Linked DNA regions of Homo sapiens: region 1 is linked to region 2. Evidence: chromatin loops called from intact Hi-C (ENCODE). Cell type or tissue: sigmoid colon. All regions are shown on one strand. Each heading gives the region's core, and the rest is flanking DNA. Links, peaks and the distances in the headings are about the cores only.

Region 1 (2,926 bases), core at 301-2,800, 100 kb before region 2:
CTCGGCCTATTTGACCATTTTAATGTTCTTATTAACTTGCTCTCCTGGGTGGTAGGAAGATCATGGCATGGAGTCCAAGGTTCTCTCACTTGCAAGTGTCCTTTGTGCACTTCGCTGAGTGTCCTTGTCCTCATCTGTAAAAAGGAGATGGTGATATTTAGTCTTGTGAGAAACTACTTGAGAGAAGTATTATAAGTACCTGGTTACTTGATGTAGTCCTTGGCAAAGGGTGGATTCTCCAAAATTATATCTTCCTATTTCTTTCATTCAACACCCACTCAGCCAGGATAAGACCATACCAGAGCAAGGAGGGGGACTATAAATAACAGCAAAAGGACAATATCTGCAGAGAAAGTAGGGAGCTGGAACACTGACTAAAGGAAAGTTTTCATATTACCCTGTGAATTGTTGGACAAATCATTCATTGTTTTTTGTTTGTCTGTTTGTTTTTTGAGACAGAGCCTCACTCTGTCATCCAGGCTGGAGTGTGCAGTGGCACAACTTCGGCTCACTGCAACCTCTGCCTCCCAGGTTCAAGTGATTCTCCTGCCTCAGCCTCCCAAGTAGCTGGGATTACAGGCATGCGCCACCACGCTCGGCTAATTTTTTTTTAATTTTTTTTTTTTGAGACGGAGTCTTGCTCTGTCGCCCAGCCTGGAGTGCAGTGGTGTGATCTCAGCTCATTGCAACCTCTGCCTCCCTGGTTGAAGCGATTTTCCTGCCTCAGCCTCCTGAGTAAACTGGGATTACAGGCATGTTCCACCACACCCAGCTAATTTTTGTATTTTTAGTGGAGACGGGGTTTCACCATGTTGGCCAGGCTGGTCTTGAACTCCTGACCTCAAATGATCCACCCACCTCAGCTGCCCAAAGTGCTGGGATTATAGGCGTGAGCCACTGCGCCTGGCCTGGCTCATTGTTTTTATATATAAAACTTACATATTTTCTTTCCTATGGGAGTGTTGTGATTACTAAATGAGAGAATGAATGCGTAGTCATTCTTCAAGGGATTGTCACACAGGGAAGCTTCAATATGTTTGGGTAACAGTAATATTATATGATCCATTTTCATTTCTATCAATTTGGTCAGCTAAACTGTACTTTAATTCTGAGATTCTTTAACTCCGACAGCTGGTCCAGACTGGCATAGGTCCTGGGGGCAATGACAGAGTCCAGATGTCCCCATGGGCATGACTTGCAAATTATGTACTTTGACAGAATATGGTGAGGACAAGAACCAGACCATGCAGCACTATTTTCACGCCAGCTGCAGAGTCTAAATGTGTTTCCTGACACCTCAGAACCTTCTTGGGGGAGGGCATTCTGGGCTGGGTGATGGGACATGCTGGGATTTTGTTGCTCTCCTTCCCTTGTGGGTCTTAATGGAAAAGCTAAGTCACCAGCAACAGAGAAATAGCGGTGTCAGGCATTGTTGAAACTTTCCATGTATTCTCATGACACATCATTTCCAGTTATAAAAAAGAGTGGAGGTGTTGGGCTCTGTTGCCTAATCGTGGTAAGAAGTCCCTTTTACTAGAATGCATTTTTTCATCACAGCATCATGGTCAATGATCAACCATGTGAACTTGTGTAAGTTGCATAAACTTTTCAGTATCTTGACGTCTCTGTGGGAAAAGATGGAGGCCATATGTGGGAGAACAAAATCATGATTAGAGACATGGGAGAGAATAGGGCTTCAGAGTGCAGCTCCACTTCAGACCAGTGCATGGCATAGTACACATTGCCTGAACTCTCTGAGACTCAGTTTTCTCTCCTGCTAAATGGAAGTGATAGTTGGTCCATTTTATGGAGCCGATGTAAGGACTAAAAGTTATAATGCATATAATGTCCTTTGTCTGGCACACATTAAAGGATCAACCCACTTCTGCTACCATTATTATTAGGAACAAATACTTACTAAGAACCTACCATATTCAATATCACCTGAGTGCATTTTCATATTCAATTCTCACAATGACACAAGGAGATATTATCCTAATGTTGACTGTGAAAAAAATTAGACCTGGAGGGTTCAAGTCACTTGCCCAGATTCACATGGGTGTGAGTGGCAGAGTTGGAACTTAAACCAAGAATTTTTGATACCAAAACCTATTGATGATCTTTCCACTGAAAGATACTGACTAGATGTCACCTTGCTTTCCCTGTCAAATGCTAATCAGAGATCAATGACTAATCAAATGGAACTAATTAATTCTGAGTCAACAAATATTTATAGAGCCCCTGGTATTTGCCGAGTGCCATGGAGATGAGAGCTACCATGGACAAAAGGATGGTCACCCAATCCTCGGTGGTACAGGACTTCTGTAAATGCCCCAGGAGGTCTTCCCTTTTTCCCAGGTTGATGCCTTCTGAATCACTTCTGTCCATTCACTGCTTTGTCAGCAGCAGTTTACTTGACTGTTACCTTGGGTAATTCCTTGAGCTTATTTATTTACTATTTTTGAGATGGAGTCTGACTCTGTTGCCCAGGCTGGGGTGCAATGGTGCAATCTTGGTTCACTGCAACCTCCACCTCCCGGGTTCAAGCGATTCTTCTGCCTCAGCCTCCTGAGTATCTGGGATTACAGGCATTTGCCACCATGCCCAGCTAATTTTTGTATTTTTAGTAGAGATGAGGTTTCACCATGTTGGCCAGGCTGGTCTCAAATTCCTGACCTCAAGTGATCCACCCACCTCAGCCTTCCAAAGTGGTGGCATTACAGATGTGAACCACCATGCCTGGCCTCCTTGAGCTTCTTGAGAGCAGGCACTGGATCTTTCTTCTTTGCTACTTTCTCTGCAACACACTGCCTGGTACATACTAAATGCCAAAATCTTATTGACAGGCTTGCAGCGAGGAATGAGCATCTACCTTGCTGGTTAGATTGCTTTTATCCAGAGTGGTGATCCCTGGGGAGATGTTTTG
Region 2 (2,926 bases), core at 142-2,641:
GGAATTGCATATAACTTTATTCAATATCTGGATCTCTCACTTATGAAATGTACAAAACAGTTACATAGATGCTTTTGTTTGCAAATGATATATAGAGTAAGAAAAAATAATTTTTCCATTAGATTTGCTGTTCAACACTTCACATGCTTTTATTTCTCCCTTGAAGGTCTTCCCCTTCTTATATACTCAGATAATGTTTGCTTAGTCTTTTAAGCTTAATTCAATATTTATTTCCTCTGTGATGACTTCAACTATTCCTCTCCCCCAGGAAGAATGGGTATTCTCTCTCTGACTCCCAGATTACTTCACACTATTGTAAATATCACACTAAACTGGAATAATTTATCTTCCCAGATGTATCCCTAGTTAGACTCTGCCAAGATTGGTCTTCATATCCACAATGCCCAGCCTAGTGCCTGATATCCTGTAAGTGTTCAAAAGTGTTTGTTTTGATATACTGGGCCTATATAAATAGAGTCATTTTCAGAATAAATTTACTATTGCCTGAATTTTCTGGATAATTTTGCCAATTAGTCATTGGTGATTGAATCACAGAGTCAAATGCTAGAATGCCAGATCTGACTCATCCAACTCATCATTTCTGTTCCATCTTTATAGTTATCATCATATCCACCTATCCCCTCCATTGGTATTAATATTTTCTTATGTTGAGAAAATAACATAAAAACTTAAGAACAACTGTAAAAACTGAATTACTTTACATTCATTCTAAGAACTTATGTGACATCAAGTGTATGAGATGATAATTATCTTCTAGTGCACATTACAATAATTTATAACTGCTGAAATGTTTAGAAGTTTGTCCATGTAGTACCCATAAACATTTTACATATTGCCAGTGAAACACAGAGTGTTTCCCAAAGAAACACTTAGCTTTGGGTCTTTCTTACTTACAAGTGAGGACTTTACATGTTCAGAGAAATAAATGTCTAACCTGTGGTCTCACAGCTGCAGATCCTGGACAAAAATCTTCGTCTTCTTAGCTGGCCTTCAATGACAGTTTTATGAATTAAGCCAAATATGTACATTTCCTTGGTTCCTCAGCACTTTGAACAGCCTTTGTCATTGCTTCAGGCTTTTGAGGGTAGGGTGAAAGCAAGACACTACACAGCTCCCTGCCTGTGCCCTAGCAACCAAGCACAACACAGATGGCCAGCCTGGCAATCTGCCCAGCAGACACTGATTGCATACCTGGTGGTAAGACACAATGGTGTTTGCACAGTGTGGTTGGCATTTATAGTGATAGGCAATGAAGACTGCATCCTGTGCCTTCAGGCCAGTTTGCTGGTTTCCAGACCAGAGGCAATAACTTTCCACTAGTGTAATGACAACTTGTCTCTTGCAGCTGGATCATGTTAGGAGAGTAGGAATTTTATTTTTGCTCCCTTTTCAATGGTGCCTTGTAATAATAGGGTAGTATTTTCCCAATATGTTTCTTGCCAGTTGTACACATGTATTGGCTCCTGAAGCCCTGAACATTCATTGGCATCAAAGAATGGGAATGGTCCCTATTTATAGGAGAGCAGTCCCCATTCTACAGGTGAAGAGAATACACCTTATACCAATCCAAGAAGCATTTATTATATGCCTGTTATTATTTGTTAAATTGAGTGAATGACTATTGTGTATAAGCCATTCTACCAGGCCTTGGGCATAGAAAGATACATAACATAAGCATGACTCAAGAGGCACTCAGACCAGTAGATGTGACAGACATTTAAACTAATAACATGATGAGTGGTCTAATAGAGGGGTGTACCTAGCACTGTGGGAACACAAAGGAGGGGGCTGTTAATCCTTCCTAGAGGTTAAAAATGAAAGCTAAATTGATGCTGAACACTGCATCCAGGGATATGCATTATGGCAAGTTGGTGAGAGCTCTTGTTCTGCTGCCTCACGAATCTGTGTTCAAGTTCCCACTTTGCTAATTACTCCTTTTGTAGTTTTAGGCAAGTCTCAAAGCTTTCCAGATCTCATTGTATATATAATGGAGACAGAGTTCATGCCTTATATATGTATATAAAGTGAGAACAAAATGAAATACTCATTATAAAGTGCTTAGCATTTTTTTCTGGCATCTAGTATGTGTTTAATAAATATTAGCTCCAGTTGTCATTCTTATCATTATTGTTATTATGTGATGATGATGTGGGTTGCCTTGCAGGCAGACTTATGATGTGGTATTATCATTGGCATCAGAATATGCTGGCTACAGATTCACCCTTGAGTTTGACTACCTATGTGTCTTTGAGCAGAGTCTTCACTGTTCTGAAGTGATTTACTTTACATGACCAAGATGGATAAGTAGGCCACTTATCATCATCTCCTAAGATTCCTTCTAAAAACAAATCTTTTGAACAAGGTTGGGCATTTCCAGAATTTTGGTTCTTTTAGAATGTCTCATTAAGCTTTCAGAGGCATTACTCATTAGGTTTCAGATATAACATGTTTTTGGAGAAATAACACAATATGATGTGGCACATTGCATTTTCTGGCGTATGAGCCAAATTTGGACTAGTTGCACAATCTCAAGATGCATGTAAGACTCGGAACTTGTGTTCTGATGAAGCAGGAAAAATGGACAGATGTTGAGCTAATGTCCAGGAAATGACAAAAGTTATGTTTGAAGAAAATAGCTTCAGACAGGGGAATGCTCACGGTTAATGGGAATCCAATGTAATGGATGTTGTACAGGAGGGAGATGTGGAGTGGTGGTGGTGCACAGTGTGCTGTGGATGCGCAGAAGTGAGTTCTTCATCCTTTCTGGGGTGTTGGAAGGTGAGTTTGGCAGAGCCATAAAAAGATGAATCAGAGTCACCAAGTGGAGCAGATGAGAAAGGATAGCCCAGGCAAAGGGAAGAGAATTGCAGCTACCTGGAAGAATTGGCATATGTTTGGGGAATGG

What was found. Peaks named below come from ENCODE experiments on the same cell type or tissue, not always from the same donor. Only the 100,000 strongest peaks of a DNase experiment are listed, where the experiment ranks them.
Region 1: it touches region 2 in a loop (2.5-fold over the local background); 2 of 110 quality-filtered maps call a loop at or near these places.

Annotation. Positions count from the first base shown.
Region 1 is chr9:115,157,866-115,160,791 of GRCh38, forward strand. The region is part of intron 1 of DELEC1 (deleted in esophageal cancer 1); the gene reads left to right. All of the region lies in intron 1 of LOC124902257 (a long non-coding RNA gene), which reads left to right. Among named protein-coding and RNA genes, the nearest start is that of DELEC1, 18 kb to the left of the region's middle. In sigmoid colon, for the core only: no CTCF peak of the experiment used is centred there; a DNase peak (open chromatin) is centred at 1,306.
Region 2 is chr9:115,261,437-115,264,362 of GRCh38, forward strand. All of the region lies in intron 2 of DELEC1 (deleted in esophageal cancer 1), which reads left to right. LOC105376233 (a long non-coding RNA gene) reads right to left here and starts at 1,107. Exons shown (of 3, transcript XR_930267.3): 1 at 956-1,107. In sigmoid colon, for the core only: no CTCF peak of the experiment used is centred there; a DNase peak (open chromatin) is centred at 1,185.